Linked DNA regions of Homo sapiens: region 1 is linked to region 2. Evidence: read pairs that join two places in POLR2A ChIA-PET (ENCODE). Cell type or tissue: Panc1. All regions are shown on one strand. Each heading gives the region's core, and the rest is flanking DNA. Links, peaks and the distances in the headings are about the cores only. Region 1 holds the start of JMJD1C-AS1 (JMJD1C antisense RNA 1). Region 2 overlaps JMJD1C (jumonji domain containing 1C).

Region 1 (5,249 bases), core at 1-5,000, 78 kb before region 2:
GCCGCTTCGGCAGCGACAGCTATGGCGGTAGAGACGCGGGCAGAGCTGGTGGGTAAGCGGTTCCTGTGTGTGGCGGTCGGCGACGAGGCACGTTCGGAGCGCTGGGAGAGCGGACGCGGCTGGCGAAGCTGGCGAGCGGGGGTCATCCGAGCCGTGTCACACAGGGACAGCCGCAATCCGGACCTGGCGGTAAGAGAGTCAGCGCCCCCCTTTTCCCCTGCCGCGCCCGCACCCGGCTCTCGCAGACGTACCTTGCAGGCTTCCCTCTGGCGCCTCGCTCAGCCCGGCCAACTGGCGGTCACGCCCCTCTGCTGAACCCTTGGCGCGTTTGCCCGCATCCCTTGCCTGGGTCCCTGCGTCTCTCCGAGCGGCTTCCCCTGTGGAGGTGGTGTCGGAGCAGGACTCCCGGGATAGCCGCGGAGGCTGCCCTGGCCCCCATCCCGGAGGGGTCGACCGCGGCTCCCCGCTGTGGCGCCTGGGCGGCCACGGAGACCTCCCCGAAAGGCGGAGCCGCGAGTCCGGCGCCGCGCGGGCAGGTGGGGGTAGGGGGCGGACCACTCATGGCGACAGGCGGCCAGCTTCCCTGGTATCTCTTTTCTTGGAAAAGTCTTCATAGTGCTGTAGCTCGAGACTTAAAACTTATCCTGTAAGGTTGCTGAAGGGGAGGGAGAAAAGAAAAGAGACCTTCCCACACAGTCCGGGGATTCCTATGTGTTTTAGAGGCAGAGGCCGTGGTGGTGGCTGTGCCCGGATTCATCCTCTCCTTAATAGATGCTTGGCTTTCTAACCGTAAAGGATAAAAGTGAAAAATTTTGGTATGGAGGGTAATCTCTCTTTCTGTCCCCAATGTGCTTTTCTTGTTAGAAAGGTATAGTTCTTTGGAGTCAAGCTGTTTCTGGGTTTTATACGATTTTAAATAAGACGAAAAATGTTGTCAATTAAAATGTTAAATGCCATGCAGAATTGATTATCTTTTTTTTTTTTTGGTTTCTTACATGTGACGCTGCCAGTGCTTTCTTTGAGTAGCGTAGGTATGTGCATGATATTGAGCTGTAATATGCTCTGTTGTGTTCCAAGTACATTCTCACTGAGGGACAGCTTGAAGGTAAGGGGCGGAGTAGAGACAAGACATGGACTAGACTTCCAAAGGTTGATTTATGAATACGTAATCTGTGAAATTTATTTGTAATGCCCTGAGCCATTTACTTTTTCAATGAAAACTTCAAATTTAGGAAATTTTTTTCCCTTTGTGTGCATGAAAGCTTACAATTCCAAATTCATTGTAATATTTGTACAGGTATCTACCTAATATTTTTTACCTACCTATTTTAATAGTTTCTGAGTGTGTTTTTGTAAACTCGGGTTTTCCTCACTGTAGTCAATGATATGGTTAATGCGGCATGTATTAATATTGACTCGATATCGCAAAATAGGTGTGTTTTGCTGATAGGTATTTCTAACAGAAAATAGAGGTAGTTTTGAAGGTTTTGGCTGGTTATTTTCGTATAGAAATGTATAATCTTCCTTAAAAAGTATTGGTGATGTTAGTGGTTCTAAAAATTATGGCAGTTCAATTCAGTAACTATTTTTGTTTGTGTAAAAGGCTGAGGTAAGAGGATTGCTAGAGCCCAGGACTTATTAAGAGTCCAGCCTGGGCAACATAGGTGAGACCCCCTCATCTGTAAAAAAGGAAAAAAAAAATTTGTATATATAAATAACTTAATTGCTCTCTTAGTTGGGAATTTAAGTGATTAAAGAGTTAAGTTTGCATATGTTAGTAAGGTATTAAGCTGGATATTAAAAAATAAATTATCTATGGATGGTAGAGATTGACTGGAAAGAATAGGAGTTTCTTCAGGTGATAGAAATGTTTCCTATCCTGATTGTTGGTTACACAGATATATATATTTGTCAAAACTCGTTGAATTGATACTATCTTTGCGTTTCACCATATCTAAATTTTACCAAAAAAAGAAAAATGTATGTTGAACCATACCTATGTGAACCCTTGATGAGTTTTTTTAATCTGTCTTTATTTGAAAATTTGAATATTAATTTAGTTTTTTTAGCCTAGAATCTACCATTTTAGATTTATTCCCAGATTTTCTTACATTCACATTTCTTAAACGAAACTTGGAACAGTTTAGCATTAACATAATGTAATATTCCTGTTCGACTTTGATTACTGCAGAGTAGATTTTAAGTTACATGAAATTAGGCTAGGCACAGTGGCTCACGCCTGTAAACCCAACACTTTGGGAGACTGAGATGGGAAGATACTTGAGCGCAGGAGTTTTGAGACTAGCCTGGGCAACATGGCGAAACCCTGTCCCTACAAAAAATACAGAAATTAGCCGGGCATAGTAGTACAATGCCTGTGGTTCCATCTACTGGGGCGGCTGAGGTGGGAGGATCACCTGAGCTCAGTGAGGTTGAGACTGCAGTGAGCCAAGATTATGCCACTGCACTCTAGCCTGGGCGACAGAGTGAGATCCTGTCTCTAAATAAATAAATAAATATGTAAAAAGAAAGTATATGGAAAATGTTGAATAGGCTAGTTTGTGATTTTTTTTTTAAAGCTACAAATATGTATAATTAAAAACCTGTTAAGTCTACTAGAAGTCCTGGCTGGATACACCAGGCAGGACATGTGCCACAAACCTGTGGCACATGATTTGGAAGGATAATGATAAGAACTTCAAAGTAGTTGAGGGAATATTGTGTCTCAAAGATAATCAGTTATTCTTATTTTGGGTCTTATGTATGAGGAATTGCCACGTGAATTAAATTTCTATAATTGTTTAATTAACGTAATCTTGGTGGTTTAAATGTTATACGCTTATTATTTTGTAGTTCTGGAGATCACAAATAAGACCTGGATCTTGCTGGGCTAAAATCAAAGTGTGGCAAGACTGTTTATTCTAGGAGAGATCCATTTTCTTTCCTTTTCTAGTTTTTAGAAGCTGTCCACATTCCTTGGCTCATGGCCCCCTTCCTCCATCTTAAAAGCCAACCAAGTTGTATCTCTCTGACCGTTTTTCCCTAGTCATCTCCTTCTAACTCTCCTGCTTCCCCATTACACTTGTAAGTGCCCTGTTGATTACTTTGGGCCAATTGACATAATCCAGGATAATCTTGCCATCTATTAACAACCATAATTCCTTGTAAACTTTAATTCTCCTTTGCCATGTAATGTAACAGTTACAGGTTCCTGGGATTAGGACATGGATATCTTTGGGATTAAATTATTTTTTACCACACCGTGGTAGCAAACATATTTCTTGTACAATATGAACATATATAATTTAATACAAATAAAGTAAGATTAAAATTTTATTTTTTCAGCCAGGGGTTATAGTGATATTACTTTCTAATCTTTTAAGTAATAAGTTTAATTAATAGAGTTTTCATTAGGTTATGTTGGATAATTTCAAATAGTTTGTCAACTTTTAAAAATATGGCGTGAGAACCTTTTGGGTTATCTGTATTGGAATTATCTTTGCTAACAAAATATCTAAGCCTTTTTTATGCAGGAGGACCAAGTTGTTGAAGAAGTTGAAATATATACAGCACATTGTGAACCTTTTTCATTTTGAGTTTCTTTTTTAGCCCCATTACTGAGTTTTGTCTTGGGATACATTTTTGACATTACTGCTGTTCTACTTTTTGAGGAATTTTTCTAGAAAATTGATAGTTTAAGGAAAACTGGCAGTTGAGAAGTACTGTTGCATAATATTTGTCTCCTTGAATAATATTGTAATATTAATTAAATAGCAGACATCAATTTACTCTCCTCTTGTTTAACTTCGCTTCCATTTATGATCTCAGTGATTTATTTATTTGCTTATCTATCCATCCATTCATCCATACACCCATCTATCTACCTTTCTTTGATGCTTAGGTTGATTGTATTTCTGTTTTCAAGCCAGTTCTGTCTAAAGTGTAAGTATTTAATAAAATATGTCTGGTTTTTTCAATAGAGAAAAGGACAATAAAAAATCATACTGTGTATTAAAGGCCAAACCCATAAATTTGCTTGTATTTAGGGGATATCCTGGGAATGAAGAGTTTAAACTGTTGAAATGTGTATCAGCTGATGTTATTTTGCAAAACTTCTGTCTTAAATATGAATAATATTCATGTTTAGGAAATTTAAAGTGATTTATGATTTCGCATATAAATAAAACCCCTTTTTGTTTTTGGGTCTACACATTTCTGCTTAGTTTTCTCATTTAAGTTTCTTATTTAGTTGGTAGCATTACATTTCCTTGTATGTTTCTTTATGTCAGTCTGACATTTATATTGTCTTGCATCATTATTAAAAATGCTGATTTCTGGTCTGTTTACAAAATGTTGAATGTATGAATGAATGAATGATTTTTACTTCATTGGTCAATACGATCTTGATAGGTTTACTATAGCAAAATTGGTTTTTTTGGTAGGTAGAAAGACTTCTATGTCTGATGTAAGTATGCCAACTATTTTTCACACTCGAATTTGTTATTGCTATTGCTGGTAAAGACTTGAATATAGGAAAATGACGAAATTGCCCCAATGGTGGGACATAAACTCGTGCAGTTACTACCACTAGCTAGTTTTAAAAGAAGGTGATGATCGCCCAGTAAATGTTGTTAATTGTGTTTCTGTGTAAAATTAAAGGGGCTGTTGTTTTATATGATCTTTTGACCCATCATCTATATGTTCTGGCACATATTTTAAATAGGGTATTCCAATAATTTCCAATAATTTTAAATAGGGAATTCAGTAAGTTCCAGTAATTTTAAATAGGGAATGTTTTCATTCATTAGAATAATTGAACTATAGAAATTTTACCATGTGAAACCTTATCGTCTTTGTATAGGGATATTATTGCATGTGAAAGTAAAAATGTTAACTAGATATTTCAATGTAATTGAAAGCATACAGGCTATTTTCCTGTATTTATAGATTTTATATATTATTTTTAGACAATTTCAAATTATATACAAGAAATGTCTTTAAGTCTAAAATTCATTTTCTGTCATCTTCACATATTTAGTACCGTACCTAGCATTTACTTAGGTGTCCATAAATGCTTATGGAATAATAAAGGAATGTCATAAGTTACTTGAATATTTTAATTCATACTAACCATCTCAAGTTTCTATTACTATTTACTCTTTTTTGAGACAGGGTCTTGCTCTGTTACCCAGGCTGGAGTGCAGTGGTGTGATCATTGCTCACTGCCGCCTGGAACTCCTCAACTCAGG
Region 2 (5,497 bases), core at 326-5,325:
TATTCGGCTTTTTTTTTTTTCTCCTTCAGCTTTTTGAACCTATTATCCCATTGTCTTCTGCCCTGTAAGGATTGTGCAGAGAAACTGCCGTTAGTCTGATTGGGGTTCATTAATAAGTGACTAGATAGTTATGTCTTGCTTTTTAAAGAATTCTCTGTCTTTGACTTAGTGACATTTTTACTATAAGGTGCTCTGGAAAAGATATTTTTGAGTTATATACCTTTGGGGATCTTTGTGCTTTATCTGAGTATCTAAACTTTTTGCCAGCCTTGCGAAGTTTTCATCTATTATTTTGTTAAACAGACTTTCTAGCCCTTCAAGTTTTCTTGTTGCCTCCTCAAACACAAAAAATTTGAAAATTTGGTAGCTTTATGATGTCCTATATGTGATGAGGATTTGCTCGTTCTTTAAGGAAATTTAAATTTTCTTTTTTCGGCCAGGCGCAGTGGCTCACGCCTGTAATCCCAGCACTTTGGGAGGCTGAGACAGGCAGATCACAAGGTCAGGAGATCAAGACCATCCTGGCTAACACGGTGAAACCCCGTCTCTACTAAAAATACAAAAAATTAGCCGGGCATGGTGGTGGGCACCTGTAGTCCCAGCTACTCCGGAGGCTGAGGCAGGAGAATGGCAGGAACCCAGGAGGTGGAGCTGGCAGTGAGCTGAGATCACGCCACTGCACTGTAGCCTGGGCGACAGAGCGAGACTCCGTCTCAAAAAAAAAAAAAAAAAAAAAAAATTTTTTTTTTCTTTTTTCTTCTGACTGGGTTATTTCAAAAGGTCTGTCAAGTTCTGAGATTTTTTTCTTCTATTTGATCTAGTCTGTTGAAGGTTTGAATGTATTTTGTTTGATTCGATGAATACATCAGGTCCCGAATTTGTTTCATCCTTTTTTATGCTGTCTCTTTGGTGAATTTTTCATTCATATCCTGAATTGTTTTTCTTTTCTTTGTATTATTTTCTTTGTGTCTCAGTGTAACAGAATACTTTAGTATCAATATTTTCAATTCCAAGATTTTATAAATTTCTTTTTGATTGGAATCTGTTGTTGGAGAATTACTGTGTTCCTTTGAATTTATTATCATGGATTCACATTTTCTTGCTTCTTCTTGTTTCTTTTATTTCTACATTGATATCTATGCATCAGGTATTGACAGTCACTTCTTCCAATAGTTTGAATTTCCTTTCATAGGGGAGGAATTTTTCCTAGAGATGTATCTGTGGTGTTGGTTGGGTAGGGCACTTTTGCTTTGATTCTGGATATATGCAGTGGTGTAGACTCCATGTGATTTTTTTAGGCATTAAACAGGGTCAGTGTTGTCTGTGATTTCTTCTGTGGTTTAGTGGGTGGTTCTTAATGGAAGCTGTGGTGACATTTTATTAGGGAATGGGTTGCCACATGGGCCACTTTGGGCTCCTTTGGTGTTAGTCAGAAGATCATGTCTGTTTTGGGGCTTCAGTGTGGCGTATGCTGCCACCAGAGTTAGTGGGTCTGTGCAGGTCGATTCTTGGGCTTCCAGGCAGCTTGCTTGGGTGCCAGGAATGGCAGTAGTGGGGTGAATGAGTGGGCAGGTTACTGGGCCCTGGGCGGTAGGCGTGGCATAGTTGATGTCAGTAGCAGTGGCAAGACAACCCCCTGGAACCCAAGCATTTCACTTTGGTGTTGGCAGAGGTTGTGACAGGCTGACTAAATCAGTCTCCAGGCCTGCTGCAGGTGCCCACATGTGGGTGGGTGTCAGCTTTGGTGATAGTGGTCAGTTGAATGGACCCTGGCCCCTGGAAAAAGTGCTCAGGTACCAATGGTGGTAGACTAAGCAAGGTAATCTCCAGACCCTGAGCAATGTGCTTACATACTGGAGGGGGCTGAGCTTGGATGAGCAGACCCGTCCTCAGGTTCCCTGATTGTTTGTGCAGGCACTGGCTGTGGTCAACAGGGGTGGCATGATCCCCAGACTACCAGTGGAATGGTCAGGTGAGGGCTCCAGCCATCATGTTGCAGCCCTGCTACTGGGGAAGGTGGGTTGCTTTCTGTTGGAGCAGCTGTAGGCAGGCAACTGGTAACTGGGCAGGTGCACTTTGCTAGGGTGTTGACCCTGGCAGCAGTAGCCCACAGTACAGATTCTGGGGTCTGTGAAGTTTGTATTTAGGGCATATGAAAATGCCTAGTTACCCCACTGCTAGGGAGGGTGGGGTCCGGCTAGTACCTTGTGTTTTCCTTCAGGGCTGTTGATTTGGGAGATAACTTACTCTTTTTGGGGTGTGTGTGTGTGTGTGTCTGTGTATGTGTGTATGTTTCACATTTTTTAGGGTTAGCCTGCATCCAAAGAGAGTTTATTCTTTACAATAGTGAATCTTTTCATTTGTGAACACAGTGTATCTATTTAAGACTTAAGTTTCCATGTTTGGTGTATTGTAGTTTTCACCGTATATGCTCTGAACATTTTTGTTATATTTCTTCTTCATTTTTTTCTACTTTTTATTGTCTTAAAATACTGTTCAAATCAGGATCTGGAGTATCCTGGGTTATACAAACCTATATATAAGTAAATATACATTTTTTATCGTAGTTTGCTTTATTGCACTTAGCAGATGCTGAATGTTTTTAAATAAATTTGAGGTTTTATGATAGGTGAAATGACATGCACCTGTAATCCCAGTTACTCGGGAGGTTGAGGTGAGAGGATTGCTTGAGGCCAGGAGTTTGAGACCAGCCTGAACAATATAGCAAGACCCCATGTCTAAAATAAATTTAAAAAAGAAACATTAGCCGGGTCATGGTAACATGCACCTGTAGTCCCAGATGCTTGGGAGGCCATGGTGGGAGGATTGCTTGAGCCTAGGAGTTGGAGGCTACAGGGAGCTATGATCTTACCACTATACTCCAGCCTGGGTGATAGAGCAAGACCCTATCTCTTAAAAAAAAGCAAAAAAAAAAAAAAAAAAAAAAAAAAAGGCGGGGGCAGGGAAGGCATGGGATTTGTGACAACTTTGCATCTATTAAGTCTGTCGGTTTCATTTTTCCATCTGCACGTGGAAAAATATTTTCATGGGTCTGTTACATTTCAATTATCACGATATTTCAAACTTTTATTATTATTACTATTACATCTCTTATGGTGATGTGTCATCAGTGATCTTTGATGTTAGCATTGTAATTGTTTTGGGCACCAGAAGCCACACCCGTATAAGAAGGCAAACTTAATCCAGAACACTATGTGTGTTCTGACTGCTCCACTAACCAGCCATTCCCCTGTCTCTTTCCCTCTTCTTGAACCTCCGGACCTCCCTATTCCTTGAGACACAATAATATTGAAATTAATCCAATTAATAATCCTATAGTTGCCTGTATGTTTTCAAGTGAAAGGAATAGTCACACATCTCTAACTTGAAATCAGAAAGCTAGCTTAGCGAGGAAGGCATGTCAAAGCCAAGACAGAGCACAAAGCTAGGCCTGTAGCACCACACAGTTAGACAAGTTGTTATTGCCAAGGAACAGCTTTTGAAGGAAATTAAAAGTGCTACTCCAGTAAACACAGGGATGATAAGAAAGTGAAACGTTGTTATTGCTGATATGGAGAAGCCTTATGGACAGGCCAACTCTCTTGTTAGGGACTACAGTAACTGGTGACTTTTTGTTGAAGTCATTGCTCATTGACCATTCCATAAATCCTAGGGCCCCTAAGAATTATTTTAAATCTACTTTGCAGGTGCTCTGTAAATGGAACAACAAAGCCTGGATGACAACACATCTGTTTATAGTAGGTTTTTCTAAATATTTTAAGCCCACTGTTGAGATGTACTACTCAGAGAAAAAGATTCCTTTCAAAGTATTACTTCTCATTGACAGTGCATCTGGTCACCCAAGAGCTCTCAAGGAGATTAATATTTTCATGCCTGCTAGTACAATTTTCATTCTGCAGCCCATAGATCAAGGAATAATTTTGATTTTCAAGTCTTATTATTTAAGAAATACATTTTGTAAAGCTATAGCTGCCAGAGATAGTGATTCCTCTGATGGATCTGAGCAAAGTAAACTGAAAACCTTTTGTAAAGGATTCAGTATTCTAGATGCCATTAAGAACATTCATGATTCATGGGAGGAGGTCATAATATCAACATTGAGGTGTTTAAGACTTTCAAGGGGGAAGTCATTGCAGATGTGGTAGATATATCAAGAGATTTGTAATCAAAACTAGAGCTTGAAGATGTGAGAGAACTGCTGTAATCTCATGGTTGAACTTGAATGGATGAGGCATTGTTTCTTATGGATGGGCAAAGAACATGGTTTTTTGAAATAGAACTGAATACTACTTAACCGTTGGTGATAATGCAACCTTAGCTTGTGAGAGGATTGACTCCAGTTTCAAAAGAGGTTCAGCTGTGGGTAAAGTGGCCAACAATATTGCATGCCCTAGGGAAATCTTTGATGAAAGGAAGAATTAATAGATGTGACAAACTTTTGTTGTCTTATTTTAAGAAATTGTCACAAACACCCCACCTTGAGCTACCACCACCCTGAGCAGTCAGCAGCCAAAAACGTTGAGGCAAGGCACTTTATCGGCAAAAAGATACTACAACTCTCTGAAAGCTCAGATGATTGTTACCGTTTTTTGGCAGTAAGAACATTTTTAAGTTAAAGTGTGTACATTGTTTTTGATTTTTATTTTTTGAGACTGGGTCTTGCTCTGTCACGTAGGCTGCAGTGCAGTGGTGTGATCATGGCTCATTGCAGCCTCAACCTCCCTGGCTGAAGCAACCCTCCCATTTTAGCCTCCCGAGTCTCTGGGACCATAGGCACATGCCACCATGCCTGGCTAATTTTTTTCATTTTTTGTAGAGACAAGGTCTTACTGTGTTGCCTAAGCTGGTCTTGAACTCCTGAGTTTAAGTGATCCTCCCACCTGTGTCTCCCAAAGTGGTGGGATTACAGGCAAGGAGGTACCCTTAACGATGGGTTTTATTAGAAATAGCCAGCTGTTTTGTTGGCTTCTTCCTTGACTTGGATTTCTTCCTTGACTTGGTATGGATAGTTAACTAGAAACAGATGTTAACTCCTTGACCAGTGCATTTCTCTTTCCTCATTCTAATAGATAAGCTTTAATGAATATCTTTAGTGGATATTCTAATAGATAAGCTTTTTTTTTTTTTTTTAAAGAAGCTTCCTAGTGGGCAGCAGTATAAACACCACCAAATCAAACTTAACCTTTTACCAGGTTGCTTTTATTTTTTAAAGACCATGATTGAGTCTAAGAGTCAGGAGATTTTTAATGTTAATTAAAAACTTTATATGTATGCAGCACTGTAGTGAGCACTAAAAATAAATGAAAGAACAGTTCTACCTTAAGTGAGTTTACATGCATAATTTAAAGATACTTTTATTACACTTAAAAATATAGGACGGTATTTGCTTATATACTAATACAGTGTAAGCTATAAAAAAAGTAATTGCAGTAGAAATTCAAAGCTAAGTTGGAGTTGAAGTTGGGGGATGTAAACA

What was found. Peaks named below come from ENCODE experiments on the same cell type or tissue, not always from the same donor. Only the 100,000 strongest peaks of a DNase experiment are listed, where the experiment ranks them.
Region 1: POLR2A ChIA-PET joins it to region 2 with 5 read pairs; 5 of 35 experiments call an interaction of 5 or more read pairs at or near these places.

Annotation. Positions count from the first base shown.
Region 1 is chr10:63,460,435-63,465,683 of GRCh38, reverse strand. It overlaps JMJD1C (jumonji domain containing 1C), which reads left to right. Exons shown (of 26, transcript NM_032776.3): 1 at 1-189. The coding sequence starts at 22. JMJD1C-AS1 (JMJD1C antisense RNA 1) reads right to left here and starts at 455. Exons shown (of 1, transcript NR_027182.1): 1 at 1-455. RefSeq lists enhancers at 1-64, 1-475 and a silencer at 255-594. In Panc1, for the core only: a CTCF peak has its summit at 204; a DNase peak (open chromatin) is centred at 275; H3K4me3 peaks cover 1,779 bases; H3K27ac peaks cover 2,316 bases.
Region 2 is chr10:63,382,872-63,388,368 of GRCh38, reverse strand. The region is part of intron 1 of JMJD1C (jumonji domain containing 1C); the gene reads left to right. Among named protein-coding and RNA genes, the nearest start is that of MIR1296, 13 kb to the right of the region's middle. In Panc1, for the core only: no CTCF peak of the experiment used is centred there; no DNase peak of the experiment used is centred there.